Linked DNA regions of Homo sapiens: regions 1 and 2 are each linked to region 3. Evidence: chromatin contacts called from ENCODE Hi-C or POLR2A ChIA-PET data. All regions are on one chromosome and are shown on one strand. The core of a region is the stretch at or near the end of the contact, and the rest is flanking DNA. Distances in the headings are between cores, read along the strand shown. Region 1 holds the start of PIK3R6 (phosphoinositide-3-kinase regulatory subunit 6). Region 2 holds the start of MFSD6L (major facilitator superfamily domain containing 6 like). Region 3 holds the start of MYH10 (myosin heavy chain 10).

What was found. A loop is a pair of places that touch in the nucleus more often than their neighbours do. ChIA-PET counts read pairs that join two places held with the same protein, here RNA polymerase II (POLR2A). Pooled maps may share reads with other maps.
Region 1: a pooled map shows a loop between it and region 3 (2.7-fold over the local background). The contact joins the promoter of PIK3R6 here to the promoter of MYH10 in region 3. A Hi-C loop is called at or near these places in 4 of 50 pooled maps. POLR2A ChIA-PET finds 5 or more read pairs at or near these places in 2 of 52 experiments (BJ and OCI-LY7).
Region 2: POLR2A ChIA-PET joins it to region 3 with 14 read pairs in WTC11. The contact joins the promoter of MFSD6L here to the promoter of MYH10 in region 3. A Hi-C loop is called at or near these places in 1 of 168 maps with a recorded cell type or tissue (MCF 10A), 1 of 37 single-sample maps with no recorded cell type and 3 of 50 pooled maps. POLR2A ChIA-PET finds 5 or more read pairs at or near these places in 2 of 52 experiments (both WTC11).

What each region holds. Positions count from the first base shown.
Region 1 is chr17:8,865,735-8,869,448 of GRCh38, forward strand. PIK3R6 (phosphoinositide-3-kinase regulatory subunit 6) reads right to left here and starts at 1,940. Exons shown (of 20, transcript NM_001010855.4): 1 at 1,795-1,940. It overlaps LOC107985071 (a long non-coding RNA gene), which reads left to right and starts at 2,040. Exons shown (of 2, transcript XR_001752787.2): 1 at 2,040-2,271; 2 at 2,798-3,299. RefSeq lists enhancers at 1,709-1,888, 1,919-2,068.
Region 2 is chr17:8,796,830-8,800,704 of GRCh38, forward strand. MFSD6L (major facilitator superfamily domain containing 6 like) reads right to left here and starts at 2,536. Exons shown (of 1, transcript NM_152599.4): 1 at 281-2,536. The coding sequence starts at 2,291. The coding sequence ends at 531. RefSeq lists a silencer at 2,610-2,669.
Region 3 is chr17:8,628,639-8,632,402 of GRCh38, forward strand. It overlaps MYH10 (myosin heavy chain 10), which reads right to left and starts at 2,087. Exons shown (of 43, transcript NM_001256012.3): 1 at 2,016-2,087. RefSeq lists enhancers at 460-1,238, 1,239-2,016, 2,017-2,794, 3,493-3,764 and a silencer at 2,279-2,958.

The DNA.
Region 1 (3,714 bases), core at 690-3,189, 240 kb after region 3:
CTACTTCTCAGATTCCCAAGGAGCCGGGAGGTGAGGGTCCTGCTGCCCTGGCTGGCCCCCGTGGACAAGGACAGGCCTGTTTCCTCAGCTGTGTCTGCTTCTGGCTGGAAGGAAACACCTGGATATGAAAGAGCCAGTGGGGTGGGGGTGGGGGAGCATTGTTCCCAGGGGCAGGGAAGCTTGGTGGGATCTGAATTCAGGTGGGGCCTGAATGCAGCAGGGACCAGATGGCGATGACTGCAGCTTGGCATCTGCAGCCACCGTGTCAGCCGAGGCGCTTTCGTGGAGACAGTGTAGGGCCTGCAGCAGGTTCTAGTGTGAGGCAGCGGGGCATGGTGGCCAGGCAGGTGGCATTCCAATCCTGTTAATAGGGCAACTTGGGCTGCTTGCTTAAAACCTCCGTGCCTCAGTTTCCCTATCTTAAAGGGGACCTGACAACAACACCTACCTCATAGGCTTGTCATGAGACTAAATGAGATGATATTTGAAAACCACATAGAGCTAAATAAATAAATGGACCGGGCCAGGCGCTGTGGCTCATGCCTGTAATCCCAGCACTATGGGAGGCCGAGGTGGGTGGATCACGAGGTCAGGAGATCAAGACCATCCTGGCTAACACGGTGAAAACACAAAAAATTACTACTAAAAATACAAAAAATTAGCCAGGCGTGGTGGTGTGTGCCTGTAGTCCCAGCTACTTGGGAGGCTGAGGCAGGAGAATCGCTTGAACCCAGGAGACGGAGGTTGCAGTGAGCCGAGATCGCACCACTACACTCCAGCCTGCGCAAAAGCGTGAGACTGTCTCAACAACAACAAAAAAGGACCGGCCTGCGAGTGCTCCACACACCCCCTCTAGCTGTGCTCCCCCCAACACCTGACTTTCCCACTTGCTTTCCTGCCTCTGGGGGTTTGCACACTTTGCTCCCCATTGCTGAGGTGCCTCTTGCCTCCTCTTTGCACACCAGGTCCTCCCTTGAGCCTCAGCCAGGCACCACCTTCCACGGGACCCTCCCTGAGCCCGCACCCTGCAGTCTCTTTCATCCTGCACACACCACACACCTCCTGGCTCGCTGAGGACCCTGAAGGTTCTGAGTTGGTCACTCGCAGCTGTGTTCAGACCCTCTTTGCAAGCAGTCAGCCCTTCAAGGACAGAGACCAGGCCTCGGTCAGACTCTGGCACACATAGAAGATACTGGATTTGTGTATAGGAAGAGAATCAGCCAGACCAGCATGACTTTCACCAAATTCCCCAGGAAAGTGATGGGCAGATGATGTCCCAGAAAGGGCACAGACTGGGACCCAGATGTTTCACACTGAGTCCTGCTCCTTGCTAACCCACTCTGCAATCTTTGGCAAGTTGCTTCATCTCCCTAAGCCTCAGTCTTCTGTTCTATAAAATGGCACTAAAACACTTATCCAGTCAACCTCTAAATGCTGGTGAGAATCAAATGGGAAAATGGGTGTACTCTGCAGCACCGGGCATCAATCATTAGTCCTATTATTAACAGCATGTACAGGATTCCAGAAGAAAGGAGAGTCCTTCTCACAGGGTCCCGTGTCTTTTCATCTTGTGAAAATGGGCTGAAACAATCTTAACTTGGCAGAATTACCCTGCAGTGTCTGAGGTCACCCTTCTCAGAAAGACGGCCCTGGCAGCCCTGAGCCTGGATAAATAAGAGCCAGGGGTGTTTCAGCCCCCCCAGGGGCTCCCCTTCCAGGTCCCTCCGTTCCACCCCTCTATCTGTTCTGCTCAGATCTGCCTGCCTGGCGATCTCCATCCAAGCCAGCACTTACCTTGGTTCGGTGGCAGCTTCTGGGCTCCCCAAGTCCTTCAGCCAACTCCCCACGGTCCTGAGCGAGGTCCCCAGTCCCAGAGAAGCAGATGTCTTGGGGGAGCCTCCACGGGTGTCTGTGGTCTTGACTGTGCTCTTCAGATCTGCAAAGAAAAGCTCGATGTCTCACAGCTCTGTCCCCTCCTCTTCCTTCCCCTTCCTTGTGGCCCTCGAAGCTCCTCCCAGAATGCATTTTGCTGTGAGGATCCTTTCTAAAGAAGCATGACCCACGGTCACTGGAGGTCCTTTATTCTGATCGAATGTGACCAATTTTATGGGGCAGGAGGGGGACACCTCCCAAGAGACTCCCTCTGGTGTTGACGGGGGAGGGACTGATGCAGGGAGCCCTGACCTCTCTCTCAAGCTCCAGACTCACCAACCATCCCCCACCCCTGGACATGGCCAGCCAGATGTCCCTCAAGCACCTCCATCTCAACAGGTACAAACCGAGCTCATCATTTCTCCCTCTAAGCCCACTTCTCTGTTTCCTGCCTCAGAATCAGCAACCTCGGTATCATCCTAACGCCTCCCTCTTCCTCGCCTGTTACATCTAAACTGCACCAAGCCCTGTCAATAGGTCATGGATCCTCCACTTTCTTCCATCCCTATGGCTGTCACTGTTTCACCTGACTACCATGGTCTTTCTCCTGAAACACTACAATAGCCTGAGGTCCTTCACCCCACAGCCAAAGGTCTCTTTCTAAGAGTGAAACACAAATCTATTCATGTTACACTCCTGCTACAACCTTCAATGGCTCCTTATTACTTTAAAGAGAATGGCCAAACTCCTCAGTGTGACTTGCCAGACCCTTCTTGATCTGGTCCCTCCCTAAACTCCAACCTCATGCTTTATCCCCTCACTCCAGCCCCTCCCAGAAGTACTGCAGTCTCTTAACTATCCAGGCTGTGGGAATCACTTCCCAACCCTTCTCCTGGCTCATCCCTTGTCATTCATTATTTATCAGAGAAGAACAAAAAAACAAGCCTAAGAGGCAGGAGGAAAGTGGAGTGCCAGGGATGCTGGCAGAAGACAGAATGCCAAGGAGGAGACAATGGTCAACGACGCCAATGATTGTGGAGAGGACACAGGTGAAGAGAATGAAGAAGCATCTGCTGTCCTTGGCAATTAGGAGAGAGCAGTGCTGGGCAGGAACAGTAGACCTGCTGGGGGAAGTTGATCAACCGCATGGTGACACATTTGCTACTTTGTCATTTTCTTTTTTTCACATTTTGAAGTCAAACACTATTTGGGAGAGTCTCTGACACATTTCTAGAGCTTTGAAAAACTCACAGATTCTATGCTGTCATCCCGTTGGGCCTAATGGGTAAATGGCTCTAGAGAGTGACAGATTGCTGACAGCAGGGTTTGAGTGCTGGATCCAGCTATGCCTGAAATTCTGGGGCTGAATCTACTCTTGGACTGTTCATTGTACATGATCCAATAAATTCCATTCTTTTTTGGATTAAGCCTGTTGGAGTTTGTCACTTGGCTCAACTCAGAGAGCTTTGGGGCTGTGAAGTCACTGATCCTTTCCCGTAGGGGCTTGACTAGGTTCTATGCTGACCTTTCATTTTGCAGAGGAAGCTATTTGGAAAAAAAGTCCAGAAATGTAAATCATTTACTCTATTGCTGTGCCTTCCTCCCATAACTGCTTCTTTTCTGTCCCCTTCATGTGACTGAAGTCACATTCTATCTTGCATCTTTGTATTAGCGTTCTCAGCTCACATGTCTGCCTTGTTCCTCCCTCAATGAGTCCTGAAAGAGCAGGGGCTAGAGTGTTGTTCATTATTCCGTCCATCACAGGGTGAAAGAGTGTTAAGAGAATGCTTGGCTTATTTATGAAGCAAATGGGTGACTGAACGAAGGAAACGAATACGCCCA
Region 2 (3,875 bases), core at 1,286-3,785, 170 kb after region 3:
GGGATTACAGGCATGACCCACCACGCCCGGTCCTCCATTACCATTCTTACCTGCCCACAGCATGGCTTTCACAGAAGCAGGCTAATGCCTTTATGACCCCTGGGAATGCCATGATTCATCCAAGTCAGCTGCCCTCTCTGCCAACTGAATCCTGCAGGTCCCCATGGTCTTCCTGGCACTGACAGTTTGATTTGATCGCTTCAGCCATTGCTGAATTCAACAGCACCTGAGTCAGGACTTTTGCAAACCTTAAACGTAAACATATAGTGACTATAGAGGGAACTTTTTAAAAAGCAAATGTATTCTTCCTCCATTATCTAAAAAAGATTGGCAAAAAGTTAAATCTCCTTTTACTTCAAAAGTAAAGAAAATCATGCAATGAGATGATCCTGTTGGGCCTTCAGCACAGACCCATCCTCTCTTCCCCGGCTCCCAGCAGTCCAGGGCAGGTTTCTGTCCTCAGCAGGCTGAGTTTTGTTCAGTCCATTCGTTCCTTGCTGGATCAGCACACTCTGGATTTCTCAGCCCTTTCAGTCTGAGTGTTCCTCCCTCATGGCCTTCACAAGCCAGTCCTGTTCTGTCCCCTGCTCAGAGTCACTGGTGTCACTCACCTCCATGGACAGCAGCTTCGAGTACTTGATTTTCCGCTCTCGGGGCAGCCTCCGCTGTATGGACAGGAGCAAGGCCAACCAGAGCAACAGGGCCACACAGCAGGCCTGGTAGAGCACAGCCAGGCTGAAGCGCATCACCACGAAGCCCCCGACAAAGCTGCCCAGGCTACAGCCACTCCCGTAAAAGTGGCCTCGGAACAAGGCACTCAGAGCCCTCTCCATGCGGGGAGTGGCCAGGTCCTCTACTGAGGCCCCCACAGCCCACCACAAAGCTCTGTTGCTAATGGCACTCAAGATCTGAATGGGGAGGACGGACCACCAGCTCCAGAGGAAAGAGTAGTACAGCAGCTGCCCAGCGAGGCAGCTCAGCCCCAGCCCCACCAGGCCCGTCCTGGACAGTTTCCTAAGCAATGTAGCTTTGAACGGATGAAGCAGAATTTCCCCCAGCAAGCTGAGGGCGACCGAGAAACCCATGACCAGCTCGCCGCTCCCATGGTCCTTCATGTGCCAGAACAGAAAGTTCTGGACAGTACTGACGATGGCTCCTACCAAAACAGTGGTGGAGGCGAGGAGAATGAGGTGGGGGTCACCCCCCACAATGGACAGTGCTTTGACCCTTTTGTAGCTGGGCTCCCACTGCTGACAGATGGGAATGGGAAAGGCAATGCTCACCAGTAAGGCCAGGGTGCTGACCACCGAGTACCCATAGAAGTGGACCACACCTCGGGGGCCACTGGTCATCAGGAAGCAGTCCAGCTGCCCCACCAAGGCTGTGATGCCACACACGCCTGCCGACATGCCCAGCAACCTCCAGACCCACAGGCTTCTGTATCGGTCAGTGGCATCCACAAAATCCAGGAACTCATAAAGGCTGTCATCTGCCACCTGCTCCAGAGGCGCTGTCAGCAGCTCCCAGAACGCCACGGACCCCAAGGAGAGGATAAAAGTCCGCCGCAACGCCTCCAAGGACAGGTCAAAAGCCCAGGCTTTCCCCTTGGTCCCTGACAAATTGGCTGGATTCCCGGGCCCTTTCCCCCCAGGAAGCAAGGGGAGGGCTGTCTTGACCACCTCAAAAGTAACTTCCCAGGGATGATCTTTCAGCCCCGAAGTGACAGGATGGAGGAGAGCTTGGGATGTGGTCCTAGCTCCTTCAACGGAGGGCGCTAAGTAGACGTGCAGATCACGGAAAGTTTCTCGGTCACTTTCACCAGGTGGGTTTCTGAAGCCAGGCATTTCCACCTCTGCAGTCCTCTTGGCTGGGTGGCTGGAGGCAGACTCTTGGGCCGAGGTGATGTTCACAGGTAGCGTGACCCCCGGGAGTGCGTCTGTGCTGGTCAGGCCGCTGCTTCCATTACAAGGGAAGTGCACCCGATTTTTGTCTACCGGTGGGACCAGGACCATCAGCAGGCTGGCCCCCACCGAGCCGAGCAGGGAGCCGATCAGAAGCGCTCTCCTTTTCCGGTAGCTTTTGGCCAGGAAGGCACAGACGGGAGCCCAGAAGGCAGCGATTAGGTGCTTGGTTCCCATTAGGGTGCCCACCCAGGGCGCGGCCAAGCCCAGCTGCCTCAGGTAAAGGGTCAGGAACGGGGTCACGCAGGCTTCCCGCACCCCGCACACCAGGTGGAAGAGCTTGGCCACCCCCAGCGCCCTGCTGATGTCCCACCGGGGGTTGGCACTCATGGCTGCCGGGCTCTGTCAGGCCTGGGCCGACGGAGGGCGGAGCTGGGCGCAGGGCGGGCGCGGCCCCAGGTACCCGGGAGGGAGGCTTGGGGGACCGGGGCTCGGAGCGAGTGGGACTGCGCCCCCGGTCTGGGGCGGCGCCGCGGTCACCAGGTCAACGGCCGCCCCCGGCCACAGCCCCCAGGTCCTGCCGTTGGACCGAAAGGGGCCCCGCCCGGAGGGAGAGGCGGGGCGGGGGCGAAGGTGGGGGCGGGGCCAGCGCACCTGCGAGCCGCACCTGCCACGTCCCACCGCCTCCGCGGGCCACCTGCCCGGACGTGCGCAGGTGCGCTAGGGGCGCGTCCGGGGGCCTGTAGGGTGCGCTCTGAGCTAGGCCTCGGGCCCCGCCTGGCCTCTGGCTGCCAATGTGGCCCAGGAGCCTGAGCTAAACGCCTGGACTGCTTCAGGCAAGTAAAACCGTCAGAGTCGGCGTGGGGGGGAGCCAGAATGGAATGAATGGTATCCACCAGGCTGTCTCCCTCATCTTCTTCAGGTCTGTACTGGAATGCACCCTGATCAGTGACCAACCACAGACAGAGATCAACACGGTCCACTCTGACATCGCAAATCCCATACCCCTGTACCCACCCCGCCCCCAAGACTCCCACTCCCCTGCCCTACTTGATCGTTCTCTCTAGAACTTATCACTGACCAAGGCACTACGGGCTTATATTTCATGTGTTGACTTTGTTTATTGTCTGTCTCCACCAGAATCCAAGCTCCAGGAAGGCAGGTATTTTTGTCCCCGGGGCCTAGAATTGTTTCATTGGATGCATACTGCCCTCGGAAATGGCATGACCTTGGGTGACATGGTTGTCTCCAGCTGGGACAGTCCCTAAGGAGGGCTGACAGCTGATGGCAGTCGTCCAGGGGAACTCCTTGCAGCCGATCGCCAGCACATGGCAGTCCCCAGAGCCATATGTATGTGCTGCACAGTTTTAACCTACACCTAAGGGTGGTCTGGTGCCCTGTTTGAGAGTACACACACTTGAGGTGGTTAGCTAGCATTTCATCAAAAAGACAGAGACAGCTAGTACAAGCACGTCGACAATCTTAAATCAACAGAAGTGTCTTCACTAATGGACATAATAGATATTAGAAATAGTTTTTCACTGGTGAAATTAGTGGTGTCCAAGCCACCTGGATTGGAGATAATTTTTTTGAAGGCATTTCCTCTCTTGCTGGAACAGGCTATAATAATCTAGAGATGGCCTGGTGCGGTGGCTCATGCCTGTAATCCCAGCACTTTGGGAGGCCGAGGCAGGTGGATCACGAGGTTAGGAGATCGAGACCATGCTGGCTTACACGGTGAAACCCTGTCTCTACTAAAAATACAAAAAAATTAGTTGGTTGTGGTGGTGTGTGCCTGTAGTCCCAGCTCCTTGGGAGGCTGAGGCAGGAGAATGGCATGAACCCGGGAGGTGGAGCTTGCAGTGAGCCGAGATCACGCCACTGCACTCCATCCTGGGCAACAGAGTGGGACTCCGTCTCAAAAAAAAAAAAAAAAAATCTAGAGATGCCAGTAGTCCAAACCCTTTGGAAGGA
Region 3 (3,764 bases), core at 837-3,336:
ACAAACACAAACCAAACACAAAAGGCCACTATTGCTACTTATGGCCTGCCCCATCTCCCAATTAATATCTCTATACTGTGTTTAATATTTCCAAAACTAGGATCCAACACCAGGAACTTTAATTCCTCACATGTGATAAAGTGCATAAACCGCTGAAGCATATAGTCTTCCACCCTACAACGTGCCCTTCAAGATTTCCTCCATCTCACCTTCCATCTCAGCTGCCTTCGTTATAATGATTTCCCTATGGAGCCCAAATGAAAAGCCAGGCTCGCAGGGGTCACATCCTTCTGCTGCCAAAGCTCGTGCTATATCGCACAATTACACCATATGCTTTCTCCAGATAAGGACGGGGAAGAACTGAATTTAAGATGCAGAAGTAAGGAGATGCATAAAATGGCCACTTTTCCAGAACCCGAGACAGGCAGGGCATACTTAAACATCAAAAGCAAGGGACTCAAAGAATAATTAATAAAGGCAGATTGATGAAGGAGATAAAACAATAAATAGATTATAAAGTTTTCCAGAGTGAGATACTATCAAGAATAATTAAACCTGACTCAAAGAATCCTCAGTTTCAACGTTAAAAAACAAAATCTCAGCAAAGCCAAAGTATTATGTTTGGTATTACATTATTCAGCGAAAACAGCAGTCTTTGTTTCATCTGCAGTCTGCATCTACCCCGCCTGCTTTCCCCTACCCCACCCCAGCCCACCCCACCCCCTTCCATCCACCGCAGTGATCTTGAAGGGAGCTGCAGAGGCCCTAAAGAAACAGAGATAACGGCTGTAGGCAGAGGCCACGTTATCCAAACCTCACCAGCCCGGTCTGACCCGCCGAGTCGCCAACCTCCTTCCTAAGGCCCTAGTTCCAAACAGGCCTGGCTGGGGGCCTCCCGCTTCCCAGGGCCGCATCCGCCCACCACAGGCCCACAAAGCCCCCACAAATGCCAGGACTCCGCGGCTTCAACTTCCCTCCGAACCAATTCCAGTCCGATTTTATGGGATCAGGGTGTGACCCCCAACTGCAGAAGGCAATGAAGAGACTGCGGCGAGCCATTCCCAGCTCGCTTACACAATAAAGGGATCCCGAGGCGAGTGCTGACCCTCCCCCCGGCCGTCCTGCTGCAGCGCGCCCCGCCACATTTCCCGCCTCGCCCCCTCAAACCGCCTGGGCCTCGCAGGGCGTCCACCCCCGGCCTAGGCGCTCCACGGAGGGCGCGGCAGGACGCCCTCCTCCCGCGCTCCTTCCCCGGCGCCGGCGGAGTCCGACCCTCCCCACGCCCGCGGCCGGCTCCGGAGCCCCTCACCCGCCGCGCGCTTCCCCGGCCGCGCAGAGCCAATGCCCTCCTGTCCCTCCACCCACGGGTCGGGCGCGCGCCGCCCGCCTTCCAAGCCCATGGTGAACCCCTCTGGTGCTGCGGGGGACCGGTCGCGCCAGGCCTAACCCACCCAGCAACCCACGCAGGGGCCCTTCCTGCCCAGCGCCCCCCCACCCTACCGCCGGGACTGCGCTTTCCAGCCCCGCTTAGAATCCCCTCTCTTCCTGGGAGGCAGACACTGGCTCGCGGGGCACGCCGAGACCTCCGCCGGGACACTAGCCCCTCGACCTCGCGCCCCCAGGGATCCCACCCACCGAGAACCTGGTCCTCACGTCCCCACCCCCAGATCTCCATCCCCCAGCCCCCCAGGGGTCGCCCTCCTGCACACCCAGGCCCTGACCCCCGCGGGTTTCACAAGGACTTCATTCCCCGCTCCTCCGGGAGTCTCTCCATCTCCACCCACTGAGGTCCCAGTGCCCCCAGCCCAGGACCCTGCTCAAACTAACCTAAGGTCCCCGCAGCACAAACCCTACAGCTCAGAAGCCCCTCTGTCTTCCCCAGCTCCCGCTTCGGTCCCCCGTTCCTGTCCTCCAGAGCCGCCCGGGACCCCTCAGCCCAGGAGCCATTCCTCCCTCCACAAACTGTCCCCCAGCCCTGGGCCGTGCACTCGGACCCGGGTAGCCGCACCTCTCACCTTCAGCCGAAGATGGTGGCGCGGGCGCACGTCCCCAGCCGCGACCACAGATCCAGCGCCTCAGTCCCAAACCCACCGCTGCCTCCGCCGGGCTCCTTTAGCACTGCTGCTCGGGGCTGCCCCACCCACCCCTACCCTCATTGGGCCAGCTCCACGCCCATCACCGCCGCCCCCAGACCCACTGGTTGGTTTGCGCGCCCATCTCCAAGGGAAGACGTTAGCAACCCGAACGAAGCTACCTTCCCGAGTCCGGCTCCCTCCACCCACCTGGAATGACGCTCATTGGCTCCCGCTCCCAGCCCAGGCCACAGAGGCCCCAATCTCATGGGCTGGCTCTTACGCCCGTCATAGGCTCCGGGAGGTGCGGCCGGGGCAGTGGCGCGGGATTGGCTGGCTCGTGCGTAGATGGACAGCTGAGGCTGGCTGAACGCCCGGCGATCCCGCGAGGCTGCGGGTGCGGGCCCCGCGGCGGCCGGCGCGCTGCGCTGACATTGGCTGTGCGGGCCGCGGGGCAGGTGGGCCGCGGCAGGAGGCTGGCGCTCTGACTGCAGACTCCTCGTCCTAGCGTCAGGCAGCCGCCGCAGCCGCAGCACATTCGAGCGCCCGGTCGCCCCCTGTGCTTGCGGCAGCCGGCATGTACCGCAGCGGGACGGGGTTCCACCGCGGAGTCGCGGGCCCTCAGCGTTGCCTGCAGGGGCGGGGCGGAGCGCGGTCCAGAGTCCTGACGTCACCCCCGGGGCTGCGCGGGGTTGGGGCCGCGGCGCTGCGACTCACCTGCAGTGGGGGAAGGAACGCGGGGGAGGGCGCTGCTCCGCCCATGCGCACAGGGTTTGGCCCGGGACCCGGCTGCGCTCCACGCTGCGGCCACTGTCCCGACCCCGGCCCCAGGCGGACTCTGCCGGGATCGGCCGAGCGCCAGGCGCAGGACACGGTCCTCCAAGGTCGCAGTTTTGGTGTTAGCGGGGTGAGAGGCTCTCCTGCCCAGCCTCCAGGCAAGGCTGAGATTCCAGAAGAATGAGAAGAGAACCGACCTTGGAGAGAAAACTTGGAAGAAACTTTATTCACCTCATTCATTCACTCGTTCAGTCGCTCCTTCATTCATTCATCAGAGCTCCCTACGTGAAGGGCTATGAGAGGTTCTTAAGAATATAAGGCTGGATTCCTGTAGCGCTGTCATATCCCCTAGGGCTTATGAAAACGTTGGAGACTGAAAAACAGTGGCCCCAAAATAACGAAAGGAAACTGGAAAAATCAAAGTAAATAAAATTTAATGAAATGTCTGCAGAATCTAGGCAACTGCAACAAAACTCTTGCATAATTATATATAAATATAATAAAGTCTAAATCACATGAACAAAATGAATTATTCATACAAAACCTGAAAGTCAAGATCATAAAAATTCACAGCAAGATGCAGTTATTAATCAGTTATTAATGTAGGCTATGGGAGCATTTTAATACATGTGATAATGATGTGTTTGCCTAAGCCTAGGAAACGTCTAGTCTGGCAAAAAGTGAATTAAGCAAAAAACAAGGCAGGAAGTCCTAAGGAAGGGTTGGTGGAATTCAGAAGAGGCTGGAAGGCAGCTGAGTGCAGAGTCCTTCCTGGGGAAGTCCGAACCAGGCTCTGTTTTGTCCTTTGTCCTGCTGCATCTGGTCCCCCACCCCCACCTGCCTGCTGGGGTACTACCCCGTGTCCAGGTGTCTTGTGACTTGGCTCTGTGAAGAGGTCTGTCCTTCTAATGCAGT